Linked DNA regions of Homo sapiens: region 2 is linked to region 1. Evidence: chromatin loops called from intact Hi-C (ENCODE). Cell type or tissue: natural killer cell. All regions are shown on one strand. Each heading gives the region's core, and the rest is flanking DNA. Links, peaks and the distances in the headings are about the cores only. Region 1 has its middle 140 kb from the start of HEMK2. Region 2 has its middle 77 kb from the start of ADAMTS1.

What was found. A loop is a pair of places that touch in the nucleus more often than their neighbours do. Peaks named below come from ENCODE experiments on the same cell type or tissue, not always from the same donor. Only the 100,000 strongest peaks of a DNase experiment are listed, where the experiment ranks them.
Region 2: a loop joins it to region 1, with 15 times the contacts of the local background. A loop is called at or near these places in 13 of 110 quality-filtered maps.

Annotation. Positions count from the first base shown.
Region 1 is chr21:28,740,387-28,748,733 of GRCh38, reverse strand. It overlaps a transcript of HEMK2 not described here and the pseudogene LOC124905067. Among named protein-coding and RNA genes, the nearest start is that of HEMK2, 140 kb to the left of the region's middle. RefSeq lists an enhancer at 3,034-3,123 and a silencer at 5,833-6,127. In natural killer cell, for the core only: CTCF peaks have their summits at 2,732, 2,931 and 3,480 (motif pointing right); DNase peaks (open chromatin) are centred at 2,853 and 3,503; H3K4me3 peaks cover 500 bases.
Region 2 is chr21:26,764,651-26,772,997 of GRCh38, reverse strand. No RefSeq gene overlaps it. Among named protein-coding and RNA genes, the nearest start is that of ADAMTS1, 77 kb to the left of the region's middle. In natural killer cell, for the core only: CTCF peaks have their summits at 3,031 and 3,237 (motif pointing left); no DNase peak of the experiment used is centred there.

The DNA of each region.
Region 1 (8,347 bases), core at 225-8,224:
TTTTAAAATGAAGATTAGCTCCATATAATTGATAATGGTGCATGTTTTCCCAGAAGATGGAATATTTATTTCCATGTCTCTGTTTCCTGTTCATGTATGCTTTGTCCCAAATCCTTTTGGTTTCCTGGAATTTTCTTTAGAAAACCCAGATATCACAGCAATAATCCCCAAACCTCACAGACTCCTTCAAAAGTAACTTGAGGGAAAGAATCAAGCCCAAGTGGTTCAATACTTGATGGAAACTTGTGTGAAGAGCAATGTCACTGCCAAATGAAAAAGAACTTACTCCAACCTACCATGTTTATTTAAAAGCAGTATGATACTTTTGTTATCTAGAAGACTTTTTAAACTGAACTCATAATTATTTTTTACCAAGGTATAGTAAAAGGTGAATATCATTATTAATTTATATTCTTATGCTTCTGTTTTAAAAATAATTTCAATGTTTATTTTACATTTTTCAATGTTCATTGTAGATTCAGGTGGTACATGTGCAGGTTTGCTACATGACTGTATTGTGTGATGCTGAGACTTGGGGTTTGAATGATCCTGTCACCCAGGTAGTGAGCATGGTAGCCAATAGGTAGCTTTTCAGCCCTTGCTCCTGTCCCTCTCTCCTCACTCTAGTAGTCCTCAGCATCGTTACCATCTTTATGTTCATGCATACACAATACTGAGCTCCCTCTTAGAAGTGTGAATATGTGGTATTTGCTGTTCTGTTCCTGTGTTAATTCATTTAGGAAATGCCTCCAGCTGCATCCACGTTGAGAAGAGAATGTCAACATTACACAGCCATAGACGCTCCTCTGATGTTCTCATAAGAGATACCCTATCTCTCTCTGGTTATGTTCCTTTTAATTTCTTACAGACTGATCAGTTAAATTGGCCAAGAGCCATTTCCTCTTAGCCTTCAATTGCAGTGCTCATCCTGCTTCTGAAAGCACCTTGTTGCAAAGGATAAGATGTCCTATCCATGTTGGTGCAAAGGATAAGATTTCCTATGCACGTTGGTGCAAAGGATACAATTTTGTTTTCTTTTTATGGCTGCATAGTATTCCATGGTATATGTGTACCACATTTATCTAGAGGAATTTTGACTCCTAACATTTTCAGGATTATGTAACATAAAAGTCCATTTTAAACAGGTAGTGGGGTAGGAGTATTGGAACTCTGAAAGATAACTTCATCTTCACTTCTGGACATTTCCTTTGAGGGTTGAATAGAACTATTTTGTTTTCCTCTGCACAGGATCCCCCAAATTAATTTTCATATGTATTTTCATCATTAGCCATTGGCTTGGAAGGTTTTAAAGTCATTCTGTGTCAACTTCAATTAAATCCCACGAGACTCAGAGAAACTGATCTGGCAGGAACCTGCTCCTGCATTTTTACAGATAAGTACATTAGGGCTCCATGAGGTCCAATAGCTGGACTGCGGTCAAACAGGAAGACAGAATGGGCTCCTCCATCCGGGCCTTGCAGGACAACTCTAGATTTGCTTCTCGCCACCCAGAAACTTTCTCCTCCCAGGTCATAGCAATTCCCATATCTAAGTATGACTTTCAGTTCATCTTTTCCCTTCTGTTCCACATTGAAAACATCAGGTACACCTGTAGACTCCATGGCCACAACAAACCTGGATCTTCTAGATCTGTCCATTTCCATTGCTAGTCAAAGGTGGTGTCTCTTGAGCCTCTATATTGCACGTGATTTCTCACTAGGTATCTTGCTTCTACGTTCTCTGCACCATAAATTCCTGTCTCCATGGAGCAGCCGGAGTGATCTTTTTGATAGTCTCAGAGCCTTTTAAGAACTTCTCTTCCCACCTGGTAAAAAACCTCATTGCACAGCCCTGGCTTATCAAGCCCTCCATGCTGTGGCTGTGTTTGGCTCTCAGCCCTCCCTCTTCCACCCTCTCCCTTCCCTTCTCACCCCTGCCAATGGCCTTATTTGTGTTCTTCAAGTATGTTGAAATGCTTCCCTTCTCAAAGTTTTTGCACTAGCTCTTCATATCTTTCTGGAATGTTCTCCATAGATCATCATATAGTTTTTTTTTTTTTTTAGATTGGCCCTACTTTAATAGCAACTCTTCTTGGACCACTCAATGTATGATAGCCTCTCAGTCACTTTCTATCACGTCACCCTATTTTGATTTCCAGTATAGTTATACATTTTATAAGCTACATTTATCACTCATATATTCCCTTAAAAATATTTATTTTCCGTTGCTCATCTCCCTACCTGCACACATGGTCGTGAGCAAAGAACTTGCTTGTCCTACTGATCTCTGCATTCTCAGTGCTCGGTGATATTTGTTGAATGAATGCAGGGCAATGCTATGTCTATGCTTTATGTCATTATCTTCTGACTCACTGCAAAGACAGGAGTCCCCCACGGGCAAGGAACATACTAAGAGTAGTATGTACCTCATGTTGTTATTGAGACATTTCAAAACATGTAAACATATTTACAGTGATGAAGTATACAGAATACTGCCTGCCACAGAAAAAGCTCCAAATAAATATCAGCTGTTGTTACTGTAGGATGTATACATATTTTTATTTATATTCATATAGTTTTGTTATACATATAAAACAAAACGTTTTATCAGTTTTTATTACTTACACATGTCTACATTATATATGGTGTTAGCTATTGTTATTCTGTTATTTGATAGAGTATCCAATAAAATATGTTACAAGATTTTGCTAAATACCATAAACTAAATGCCGACCACTTTTTTCTCACCTGGCTCTATTTCAGGATTCAGCCAGGTTTCTCTGTCTGGGAGTGTTAATGTTTCTTAGCTAAGCAGCTGCAGTATCTGCGGTTACTGAAATCGTCCTGAAGGTGGCAGCGGAGAGCTAAGGTTTGGAAAGTGCTCACATGTTCTTGTATACATGCTGGGATAGGATTTGAAGGGGGTGAGAAAAGTTATTCCATGGGGCTGTTTTTGCATCTTCAAAATTCCTTTCATCATTATTATTGTTGGGAAGGGGTGTGTTATATGTCGGGAAGCTGCTCAAATGCAAATGATATCTGGGAAGTGGCAGCCAGCTATTATTCATGAAACCTCAGGCAACGTGAGAGCATTAGAGCATTCATCCAGATGCAGGAAAGTGGAACTGCTGGTGAGGTGAGATAGAGGGCAGGTAAAGGGAAGAAAAGGGCTTGGTTTTGGATGGGCGTTTTCTTGGTTCCGAGGACTTCTTGATCTGTGGAGAGGGGTACAGGCAGGAGAGGTCAAAGCTGAGCCCTCTAACTGACGGGGCCAGGGCAGGGCCCCTCTCGTCCGGGTCTAAGGCAGTAAACTCCTGGAACAATCTCATACAACATCCATCTGCTTGTTTAAATAACAAGCCGATTCTATCATGTCTATGTGTACAAATCAGACTCTCTGGGGAGTAAGTATGTGAAAGGAGACTGGAAATATCGTTAACGATTTTCAGACATTTTCTCCAACTAAATCTGAAATACTGCATACTGACCACGAGATGACAGTATTGCACCACTAAATGCTTACACCACAAGCTTCCATCTTGTAAGCTCTTAGAGATCTAACACAAAATCACTGTGCTTCCCACTCGCAGCAGTCATTGGAATTATGCTTATAAACAGCAATTTTTCTTTATTTGCACTTTTTCCATAAATGAGGAATACATTTTTTGCCAATAGTGGCTACTGTATGTATACTTCGGTTATTGTCTTGGGAAAATGGGTGTTGAAAAAATTGAATTGTCTGTGACTCTACACATTTTATAATTCAAAATTTGTGAATAAAATTAATCAGCATGTGAGTTAAAGTGCAGTATTCCTTCAGCTAGAACTGCAAGACCAAAAAAACCCCATAAAAGTGTTTGGTTTATAATTTACTGTTTTTAATTTATGGTCTATAGTAAGATTTTCTAAAAGCATGAAACAGAATGGTTCTAACATATGGTTTTATATAGTTTACATATTTATAACCATGTTTATCTAAAATAGCTCTCTGTAATGCATTTATGTGGTTGAAGAGTTTGAAAAGGTGATTATCAAATGAAATAATGTATGTAAAATACCCAGCTCAAGCCTCACACATGGCAGGAATCATAATAAATAGAGGCTCTTGTTTCCTTTATTAAGAAGAAATCATAAATTAGTGGATAAGTGCAAAAATCCTTTGCTACTATGAAACAGGAGAGGCCAAACAGTGAGATATCATAGAGTGAGTTGCCTCTTATGCCTTTCTAGTTGAGTAGTCAGAGAATGAAAAACTACTTAAGGTTCTACCCTTCCACAGACACTGCAGATGAAAGTGTTCGGCAATTAACCATGAATGACTTTCAGGAACAGCAAATCCATGCTTTTCTATTTTACTCAACTTGGATTACATCTGTAGTGCAAATTTAAAAGAACACTTCTGGGGACAGTTTTTCCCAGGATCTATTTATTGTCTCATTTTTTTCTTTTTTTAATTGTTAATTTATTTTATTTTTGTAAAATATTTTAATGTTTATTTTAGGTTCAGGAGTACATGTGCAGGTTTGTTATATAGGTAAACTCATGACTCAGGGGTTTGGTGTACAGAGTATTTAATTACCCAGGTACTAAGCATAGTATCAGATAGTTTTTTCTCTTCTGAACCTCTCCCTCTTCCCAGCCCCCACCCTCAAGTAGGCCTCAGTATCTGCTATTTCCCTCTTTCTGTCCATGAATTCTCATTATTTAGCTCCCACTTATTAGTGAGAACATGTGGCATTTGGTTTTCTGTGTTAGTTTGCTGAGGATAACAGCCTCCAGTTCCATCCACGTTTCTGTAAAGGATGCAATCTTGTTCTTTTTCATGGCTGTATAGTATTCTGTGGTCTATATGTCCCATGGCTATTTTCTTTGATAGTCTCAGAACAATAAAACATTCAGTACCCACAGCAACCCTTGTAGCTACCAGACACATTTGCATGATCCAAGCATAACAGTTAAAGATGAATGGCCTTAATGCCTGGGGTCATCCAACTTTCACCATCTTCTATTTTAGACTTTTTCCTCCTCCTAATAGGCAGAGATGGGATGAATTCCTTAATTAAACAAGATCTCTTGTTTGAACCAGTTTAGACTGCAATCATTCATCAAACTTTTCTTTCCTCCCTCCCTTCCTCTCTTCCATTCTCCCTTCACCTTCTCTCCTTCCTTCACTCTCTTTTTTCTTTTCTGCATCCCAATGACTTGTTACTTACTGTGTTCTGTTAAGTTTAGGTACAAACAATAGAAGCAAGTGCTTTATTTAACTCCTTATTTCCTGTTATGGGCTGAATTCAACCCAGTCAACACCTTAATCTTGGACGTCTAGCCTCCAGAACTGTGAGAAATAAATTTCTGTTGTTGAAGTGACCCTGCCTCTGGTACTTTGTTATAGTAGCTCTAGCAAATGTACACATCCCCTTAGATTCTGTCTCTCTCTTTTTTTTAAAACACGGAACACTTTTAGGAATGTGCATGTCATCCTGGCGCAGAGGCCATGCTAATCTACTCTAAATTGCTGCTGAAGCAAGCACTCCTGTTAGATTTTTCAACCTCCACATTTTCCAAGACTTCTTAAAATACTGGCTTTTCAGACCTTTGGGTCTCATCCCTCCTGTTGCTACACTCCACCACTGCAGCGCATTTGACAATAGTGACTGTGTTTGTGTGAACGTGAGCAGATACTAAATCCCAACATTTTTGAACAGTTTCATTGCACTCCTACCAGGTACAGCGCATTCATTAATTTTAATATTTACTATCACAATGGGAACTAAGAAGTTGTCAGGAAACGGAATAAACTTAAAAATGGTTCATAGGAGAAGAAGACAGAAGACCGTGACCACAGAGAAAATTTTAGCCTAAAGCCTTCTTATACTGTTGTGCTAGAAAAACGTTTCTCCCTCAATAAATAGATATGTGTCTATAGGGCTTCTTCAAATTCTGGTGTTTGGGTGAAAATATTGAAATACTGTAGATGGCACCATGACATTGCACATGACTGTTTTAGAACAAAACCACTGTGTCGTTATCTCCCTCCCCCATTTTTTTTCCTTTTTTTTTTCTTAGTGGGCAAGTTATTGGAATCTTTAAAAAAATGATCATTTATGATTAAAACTTGGAAAAGGAATTATGCCCATTTTTTTCATGTTTACTCTCATGGCCTGTACTACAAAGCACTAGTCAGTAACCTCCCCTTGAAAAGTCTTTGGATAAGTGCATCATTATTCTAGCTACCAGCACTTGGTGAATCCCCATGTTAAACTCAACGTGTTTTGAAATTAAACCTCAGAGATGTTCCCAACCTTCTTTTATGTCCCTAGAGATAAGTTTACCAAATGTTAACAAAGAAATAATTGTTCTCAGAACTTATGGCAGCAAAGTGATGAGATGTAGGGTTGCTTTAAGACCGAGGCACAAATGGTGCTCTGTGGCAAACGTAAAGAAACTGTTCAATAATTACTGTTTTCAGCAAATGTAAAACTCTAAACCAGGGGCCAGCAAACTTCTTCTGTACAGATCCATCCAGATAGTAAATATTGTCAGCTTTATGGGCTACACGGTCTCTGTCCAAGCTACTCAAAGCTGCCATTTTACCCTGAAAGCAGCCATAGACAATACATATACAAACAGGCATGGCTGTGTTCCAACAATACTTTATTTACAAAAACAGGTGGCAGATTTGGTCCTGAGCGATAGTTTGCCGTCACCTCCTCAAACCCAGGCTTGCTTTCCCTGTAAAGAAGGCTCTCTCTTGTGGTGATTCCTCAAAGACCTAAAGACAGAAATACCATTTGACCCAGCAATCCCATTACTAGGTATATACCCAAAGGAAGAAATATATATCATTCTATTATACAGACACAGGCACACATGTGTTCACTGCAGCACTATTTACAATAGCAAAGACATGGAGTCAACCTAAATGCCCATCAATGATAGACTGGATATAGAAAATGTGGTACATATACACCATGGAATACTATGCTGCCGTAAAAAGGAATGAGATCATGTCCTTTGCAGGGACATGGACGAAGCTAGAGGCCTTAGTATCCTTAGCAAACTAACACAGGAACAGAAAACCAAATACCACATGTTCTCACTTATAAGTGGGAGCTAAATGATGAGAACGCAGAGACACATAGAGGGGAACAACACCCGCTGGGGCCTAGTGGAGGGTTGTGGGTGGCAGGAGGGAGAGGATCAGGAAAAATAACCAATGGGTACTAGGCTTAATAACCTGGGTGATGAAATAATCTGTACAACAAACCCCCATGACACAAGTTTACCTATGTAACAAACCTGCACATATATCCCTGAACTTAAAATCTTAAAATAAAAGTTAAAAAAAGAAACCTCTTTCTGTAGTAGGTTTGAATGCCTAATACACACATTTTCTCTCTCCTGCCTTTTAAAACTTCATGCTTATGCTTTCCCCATATGTTTCAAGCATGATCTTGTGTCATCTTTTTTGGAGGTAAAATGTTGGGTTGAGTGGGTTAGGAAACTGACTTGTGAGTGTGACATTGGAGATGGGTCTAATCATGATGTTGGCCTGGACATATCTCATTTCTTCCCATGGGACCCATCTGATTTGATTTGACTTTAGGAATAAGAGTTCAGATTTGGGATTGTGCTTGGTTTGGAGCTGGCTTGGTGAGCATGAAAATGCTCTTCAGTTATCTTGGAGCTAACACATGTGTATATTAACCAAACAGAAACCAACTTAGGAAGTAAATTATAGTAGTAATTGTATTAGAGGTAAAGCATATATACAGTTATGAACAGTGCCCTGTGTCCAAAAAAATGCATTACATAATTTTCAAAAATGTAATGTATTTATTAACATACTTATCCATAGTCAGGTTCCACAGGAGCTAATTCTGAATATGGTTCACTCAAGGCCACTCTGCCCAGGAAGTTGGGCAGAAGGGATCAATTCCCTTAAGAGGCATTGATCTGTTAGGTTCTTTCTTGCCTATCTAGACTTGAGCAGACTCCAGAAGAATAAAGCCAATAATTTCTAGGAATTCAATCTTGTAAACTTCTGGGTCAGGTAAAGATAGCAGGTTGCTTTTGATAGTTTTTGGCCTCATTTGAATTCTAAGCTTATGAAAACACTGTAGTTGTGAAATACTTTAGCATGAAGCCGAGGCTGGTGAAGGAAGGGTACCTTTTCTCTCCCACAAAAATCCTCTCCAACTAGATTTGATATATTTTGCATGGATTAATTCATAAACAATCACTATTGCCCATATGGAAGCTATGATAGCCAACGGACTGTAAAGTAGGCTGAAATCTGCAGTTGGCCCTCAGGTTTTGACCCACTGTCATTTGAATTCCTGCTTTAT
Region 2 (8,347 bases), core at 179-8,178, 2.0 Mb after region 1:
AGCATTTTCTATTTTATCCTATAATTTTTTTCTTGACACAAGAGTTGGTTTTTAAACTTTAACCATACAAGCTAATTATTAATATTTTTCTTATCAATATCTAACTTAACAGCATTATAGTTAAAAAATGTGGGTGTGTAAAAAATCAAATCCTTAAAATTTGTTGAAAACGTCTTCATGTTCTCATATAAGGTCAATTTTTACAAATGTATTTTAGAAAATAAACATATATGATTTAACCATTGGGTACGGTGTTCAATGTATATGTTGACTAGCTCAAGGTTCTTAACTGTTCAAATCTTCCACATCCCTATTGACTTTTTTGTTAAAAAAAAAAGAACTCTCAAAATAAGAGTGGATTTGTCAAATTATTTTTGCAGTGTTATATTATTAGTTACATGCAGAGGCAGAAGAATCACTTGAACCCGGGAGGCGGAGGTTGCAGTGAGCTGAGATTATGCCTCTGCACTCCAGTCTGGGCGACAGAGCAAGAATCCATCTCAAAAAAAAAAAAAAAAAGAAAGAAAGAAAAACCACCAAGTAAATGCTTCCAAGACAGCTATTGTCTTCAGCACTTACCTCTGATTCAATTTTTTAAAAAATTGTTGGCTCTCAAGAAAACTCTTACTTTCTTGTCAGTCCACCATAAAATTTTTAAAATGTTTGTCATATCTCATATTTTATCAATGTTTTAGGTCATTTGAAGACTTTTTCAGGATATTTGGTCTACTATGTTTCTGTTAAAAGAACTCTTGCACTCCTGTGAACCCACTATAATTGACTTTTCTCACATTACAACTCCAGAACTGTTCTGGAAGAGTTCATCACTGATCCCCAAGTTTTAAGTCTTCATCCTACTTGACTAATCCGACACATTTTCTTTCACTTATTATTATGTTCTCCTTGAACTACGTTTGTCACTTTGTCTCTGGGATACTTTTTAAAATATTCTTCTCTTATCTCAATGATCCATTATTTTTAGTGTTCTTTGCAGGACTCTTAATCTTTCAAGCACTAAGACCTTTTTGTTGTTGTTCCTGTCCTGATATCCTGGAGGACTTTATCCAGCCTAATGACTGTAAATTCATTCTTTACATAATTGAGTCCTTTTTTAAATCTCTAGGCTTGGCCTCATCCTCAAACTCCCAACTCATATGTTTATTTGTCTATTTAATATCTCTGCTTGAATGCCTACTAGCCATTTCATAAAAACCAAAGTCCTTATCTTCCCTTTCAAATCTGTTTCTCCCACAGTCTTCCACATTTGTGTGAATGGCAGTTACATTTTCCAGTTGCTTGGGACTAATACATTGGAGTCATTCTTGACTCCTCTACTTTTCTCACTTTCTACATCTAATCTATCAACAAGCCCTTTTGACTCTATCCAGAATTCAAATTCCTTCTCATCACCTCCACTGCTACTAATCTGGTCTAAGTCACCATCATTCCTTACCTGCAACTTTGGAATAGTGTTTTAATGGGTTTCATCTTCGTGGAATCAATTCACTGCACTTGATCTGAAATAATACTGTCTTCCCTCAGCATTCAGAACTCTCCTCCCATACCAAAATCCAAAGATGCTGAAGTCCCTTATACAAAATCGTAGTATTTGTTATGAGACATCCCCTCATACTTTAAATCATCTTTAGATTACTTATAATATTTAATACAATGTAAATGCTATTCAAATAGTTGTTAAGTTTTATTGGTTTTATTTCTATAATTTTGTACTAGTATGTTGTTATTTTTATTGGATTTTTTCATATATTTTTATCTGCAGTTAGCTAAATCCATGGATACGAACCTAGTAGATGCAAAGGACCAACAGTACCTTAAAAAGCAAATGTCAGATCAAGTCAATAATCTCCTCAAAACCATTCATTAGGTTCTGTTTTTCCTTTTTATTTTATGCAGAGTGAAGGCCAAGTCCTTACAAAAAACCACAAGCCCCTACCTAATCAGCTCCCTGATCATTTTCTGATTTGATATGCTACTATGGTCCTCCTCACTCACTCTTCTCTACCTACATTGGCATCTTCGGGTTCTTTAAAGATATCAAACATGCTCCAGTTTCATATTGCTGCTATCTGGGGTTAAAGAGTTTTTTGCAATATCACTTTATCAGAAAGGACTTTTTTTTTTTTTCCTTTTATTTTTGTGAGACGGAGTCTCGCTCTGTCGCACAGGCTGGAGTGCAGTGGTGCGATCTCGGCTCACTAAAAGCTCCGCCTCCCGGGTTCACGCCATTCTCCTGCCTCAGCCTCCCGAGTAGCTGGGACTACAGGCGCCCACCACCATGCCCGGCTAATTTTTTGTATTTTTAGTAGAGACGGGGTTTCACCGTGTTAGCCAGGATGGTCTCGATCTCTTGACCTCGTGATCCGCCCTCCTCGGCCTCCCAAAGTGCTGGGATTACAGGCGTGAGCGACCGCGCCCGGCCAGAAAGGCCTTTCTTAACTTCCTTAACAAAGGCCTTAATTCACAAGCCCTGTCTCATTGACCTTCATTTCATAGCACTTACCACCGACACTACTCTCGCATGTGGGTTCACGCACACATACACACGCACACACATACACAGACACACACACTTTATCTTTCTCTGATTAAATGTTTACTTCTATCCATCCCAAAGTTCCAGATGAAAGGCAGAAGATAAGCCTATGTTTTTTTTTTTTAATACAACTCAACCTTTGTGTGTTTTCTAAAAACTTGCTCCTTACATACCCCATACCTAAGAGGATTGTGATTGTATATTTCCCCTTCCAAGGCCTTGGTCATTTCTTAAGTCAAACTGTGTGTCCTCTGAACCTGTCAAGACAACTAGGGTTTGCACAATAGCTGGGCAAAATAGGGAAAAGGGATAGATGAGAGAGAGACATTTTAAAGTTTTGGGTAGATTTATTTTTTTAAAGCCTTAAAATTCAGAGTATTTACGTACTGTCTAGTAAATGTTATTCTTTTTGTTAGAATTTTCTAAGTTTAAGTCACAAAATATGATTATTTTTAAGCCAAAACGGAGTTATAAACTCACTCTGGAGAGTATTTTATGCATCAAATGTGAAAATTGTCATGTGTAGAGAATGTAATATTTGGAACTAATAAATTTTAGTAAGTATGCTCTGTCACATGCAATTCGAATGAAAACCATTTTGTATGTGGACTGCATCAGGAAATCTTTTAAAACAAATGTAGAAGACGCCCCCTTGTGTTTGATCTGTCACGGTGAAACACATTTTTTAAAACTGTCTTTATTAACCTAAATTTTAGATATGCGATTATTCTATAAAAATTTAAAAATTGGCTAACATTTACTAGGCATCTGCAATGCATTATTAAATGTTTAAAATAGAATCTTTGTCTTTTCAGAAATTATTTTGAACCTGTGATTAGAATGACCCTTCTTTACTTTTCGCTCTGCATCACATTAACATTATGAAAAACAAATGAAAAACACATGAAAAACAAATACTCCACCGAACAATTATTTGAATTCAACCACTCTCCCCCTCTAAATGATAGATACAAATGTGGACAAAGAAACAAACACTTGTGAAATGATCACGGATTCCAAAGTGCTTTCACTTAGAGTTTTTCCATTGTTTCTCAGAATAATCCTGTGAAGTGCATAAGCTAAGTGTACATCTTTTTTTTTATTTTTATTTTTTTAGAGAGAGACAGGGTCTTGTTCTGTTACCTAGGCTGAAATGTAGTGGCTCGATCATGGCTCACTGTAACCTCAAACTTCTGGGCTCAGGTGATGTTCTTGCCTCAGCCTCCTACGTAGCTAAGACTAGAGGAGCATGCACCACACCCGGGAAATTTTTAATAGTTTTTATTTTTAAATAGAAATGGGGTCTAGCTATGTTGCCCAGGCTGGTCTTGAACTCCCAGCCTCAAGCAATATTCCAGTTTTGGCTTCCCAAAGCCTTGGGATTACAGGTGTGAGCCACTGCACCTAGCCCGTCCTTATCTTTGAAATGTTAGAATAAAACTGAAGCCCTGAACTTAAGTAACTGCTAGGAACTATACAGCAAGTCCATTAGAGAAGTTAGACCAGGGCCTGATCCCAGACCTTCACACCCTAAAGGCTGAGCTTGACCTAGGAGGCTTGAAAGAATATGTTTTCTGAATAAATTTTTGTGACCCATGATCTGACACATGATCTTTGTCTGTAGAACAGAATACTAAAAAATGGAACCAACCTAGAAAACTATAGATGTTGCATTATATATATATATGAAAAACATATATTTTATATGTAAAATGCAACATATATAATATACATAATGTAATATCTATAGTTTGCATAATATATACATATATGTACTATATATACATTATATAATAATTATATATTGCATATATAATGCATATATAAATTATATATTTATATAATTTATTTATATATAAAATACATTGCACATATATATAAAATGTATATCTATAGTTTTCTAGGTTGGTTCCAATTTCTAGTATTCTGTTCTACAGACAGAGATCACGTGTCAGATCATGGGTCACAAAAAATACATTTTATATATATAATATATTGCTATATATCATACACATACTATAATATACGTGTGTGTTTTTGTACCCTTTAACCAAAACTGTAGTTAGAAGGAATATGTTCTAGTATTCAATAGTGCAGTAGGGAAATTATAGTTAACAATAATTTATTGTATATTTCAAAATAATTGCAAGAGAAGAACTGCAATGTTCCCAACACAAAGAAAAGATAAATGTTTGAGGTGAATATCCCAAATACCCTGATTTGATCATTACACATTGTATACATGTATCAAAATATCACATCTACTTCCAGAATATGTACAACTATTACGTATCAAGAAAAAATTTAAAATAGCCAGGTGTGGTGGCTCTCGTCTGTAATCTCAGCACTTTGGGAGGCCGAGGCAGGCAGATCAAGAGGTCAGGAGATCGAGTCCATCCTGGCTAACATGGTGAAACCCCATTTCTACTAAAAATACAAAAAATTAGACGGATATGGTGGCACGCGCCTATAGTCCCAGCTACTCGGAAGGCCAAGGCAGGAGAATCTCTTGAATCTGGGAGCTGGAGGTTGCAATGAGTGGAGATCGCGCCACTGCACTCCAGCCTGGGTGACAGAGAGAGACTCTGTCTCAAAAAATTAAAAATATATATACATGTGTGCATGAGTGTGTGTGTGTGTGTGTGTGTGTGTGTGTGTGTGTGTGTGTTTTATCCTTCTTATCTACCATCTATTCACGGTCAGGTTTTTAGAATGGTAGTTCTGATATGATAAGGAGAAAATTTTAAACTGTTTAATGTTTAATATGACCAAATATTGGAAACATCTAAAATCTAAATATCAACAACTTCGGATATCTAAATATCATAATAGGTGCCAGGAAGATTTATTCAAAATTTGGATAGCCATGAAGACATATGGCTGCTTGCTACATTACTAAAATCTTCAATCTGGTTGCGTTCTAAGAATAAAATAAAGTTTGTAATTCACCAGAATGTTTCCAAAATTATCCTGAGTGCCAAAATGAATGCCCTTTCCATTTTATTACTCTGATGTCTTTTGTGATTCTTGATAATTTGTTATTACATTATTGCAATGATGGACTTCCTGTTATGGGTCTAGTCAGCTGATCATTCAGTCTCTGAGTTTAAAATCAAACCGGTTGGAGATGAGAAGAGAGTGGGTAAAAGAGTACATAAACGGAGAGGGAAGAATGAAGACGCTGCTGGTTTTGACGAGATAATATTGGCTACCTCATGAAATGTTACTTCACGGTCATTTGGAGAGATATATCTATGCTCTTTGTGATGACTGAGCACTGATTTCACCTCAACAGACTCTTTAGGGCAAGAAATATATTAACAATCTTATCTTAGACAACTTTAGCTTTGTAGGTTGTCTGTTGCTATGATGAGTCAGAAACACCTGCACTATGAGGGTTGCTCCCAACCTCCTTACTGTCTACAGAGAGCTCATTCCCCTAAGGGTGGGGAGCCATGGAGATCATCCATAGATTCTCTAAAGAATTCAGGCACCACTTTTGAATCTTACTGACTAAAATAACTACTGTGTGTTTCATTGTGAATCTGGTTGGGGCATGTTGCTTTTGTTTTGTGTTGGTGGTTTTGATAGGCTTAAAAAAAATCTAATCCGAGTGAATCTTTTGTCTCTCTTCTACTAAATAGCATAATAGGCAAAATATTTATTTGTTGACTTTTTTTTTAAATAATTAGGTGAGGTAAGGAGTCCCAGTAAGTTTGTAGTTATGAAGGCACGAAATCTGACCACATAGATAATCCACCCTTGCTTGGTCCCAGGAGGCCGATTCAGGTCACCTCACTGGCTGGGATGATTAGAAGGAAAGGGTGTATACAATGGCGTGGTGCATTGCAAACTACCCACTTCCACGGCTCCAGGATGGCGAGCAAGCACCACCGAGAGGATCTGATATTAACAGCACAGGATGTAAGTCTCCTGCTACTTCCTGGCCCAAAATGGAAAACATAGGCTGGTCTTCATGGGTTCTTGCTGAAGGGCCACTCGTTCCTATTATTTTTCCATTGCTGGCTTAGCCTGGTAAAGAGAACATGGTAGAGAGAAGAGAAGGTGAACTATAAATGTATGCATGTGAGGCTACGAGAATGTGTGTGTGTATGTGTGTGGGTATGTGTGTGTGTGTGTGTGTGTGTGTGTGTGTGTGTGTCAGAGAAAGAGAGAGAGATAGCGACCAGAAAAAGACCTTTGACAAAACGGTAATGTAAACATTATTTAAAACTTTTTTTTTTTCCCTGAGACGGAGTCTCGCTCTGCCACCCAGGCTGGAGTGCAGTGGTGCAATCTCGGCTCACTGCAACCTCCGCCTCCTTGGTTCAAGCAATTCTCCTGCCTCAGCCTCCTGAGTAGCTGAGATTTTTTAGTAGAGACTGGGTTTCACCATGTTAGCCAGCCTGGTTTTGAAATCCTGACCTCAAGTGATCCACCCGCCTCGGCCTCCCAAAGTGCTGGGATTACAGGCATGAGGCACCACACCCGGCCACCACTATTTACAAATTTCAAAATAAACTGTGTACAGTATCCTTAATCCAAAAATTTGAAATGTTCCAAAATTCAAACCTGTTAGGCACCGATATAAGATAGTGACACATTTGCTTTCTGATGGTTCAATTACACGAACTTTGTTTCACACATACAATTATTTAAAATATGGTATAAAATTGCCTTCAGGCTATGTGTTGAGAGTGTCTATGAAACATAAATGAATTTTGTGTTTAGACTTGAGTCCCGTCCCTAAGATACCTCATTATGTATACACAAATATTCAAAAATCTGAAAAAATCCAAAATCTAAAACACTTCTTGTCCTATGCATTCTGGAAAAGGGATACTCAACCTGTACGACTGAAGTGCCATCTGAAGCTGTCTATATAGTAAAGGAATAAATAGGTACGCCTGTGTATTTCATTTGTTTTTATTCTTGATACTGGATATTGTTTTTCACTCTTTGGCAGCTAATGTCAACACCTCTGGAAACCATGTTTAAAAAATGTACCTAAGAAGCAAGTTTTAGGCCGGGTGTGGTGGCTCATGCCTGTAATTCCAGCACTTTGGGAGGCTGAAGTGGGTGGATCATGAGGTCAGGAGTTTGAGACCAGCCTGGCCAACATGGTGAAACCCTGTCTCTACTAACGATACAAAAAATTAGCCAGGCATGGTGGCGCAGGCCTGTAATCCCAGCTACACGGGAGGCTGAGGCAGGAGAATCGCTTGAACCTGGGAGACAGAGGTTGCAGTGAGCCGAGATCAAGCCACAGCACTCTAGCCTGGGTGACAGGGTGAGACTCTGTCTCACACACACACACACACACACACACACGCACACAAAAAGCAAGTTTTAGTTTTACAAGACATTGGACACATCTACACACAGAGTGATGCGTCACGTATTAATGAGACTTCACTCTGTATATCACACCAAAAGCAATAGAATCTGTTTCTAGGATATTAACACAAACTGTGTGTGTGTTTGTGTTTGTGTGTATTTAAACAGATTTCCCCTTTAAAATGCCCACCGCTCTTCCCTTTAACTTAATTAATCTGGCAACGTGATAAGAAGACTAATAATAAGCAGAATCACAAATGATTTCTGGGAGGCTGGAAAAAGAATGATGGTAAAAACTTTTCAAGGAACTATTCAACTTAATGGTACCAGCAGTTAAAAAAAAAAAAAGTACAGGTATAATTATTAGACCGAAAATTTTCCAGTTGGTAAACATGGACCCTGAAGACTTAGTAGCAGGTTACTCAAGGTTAACTGGCCCATTTACCTGTAACCAGT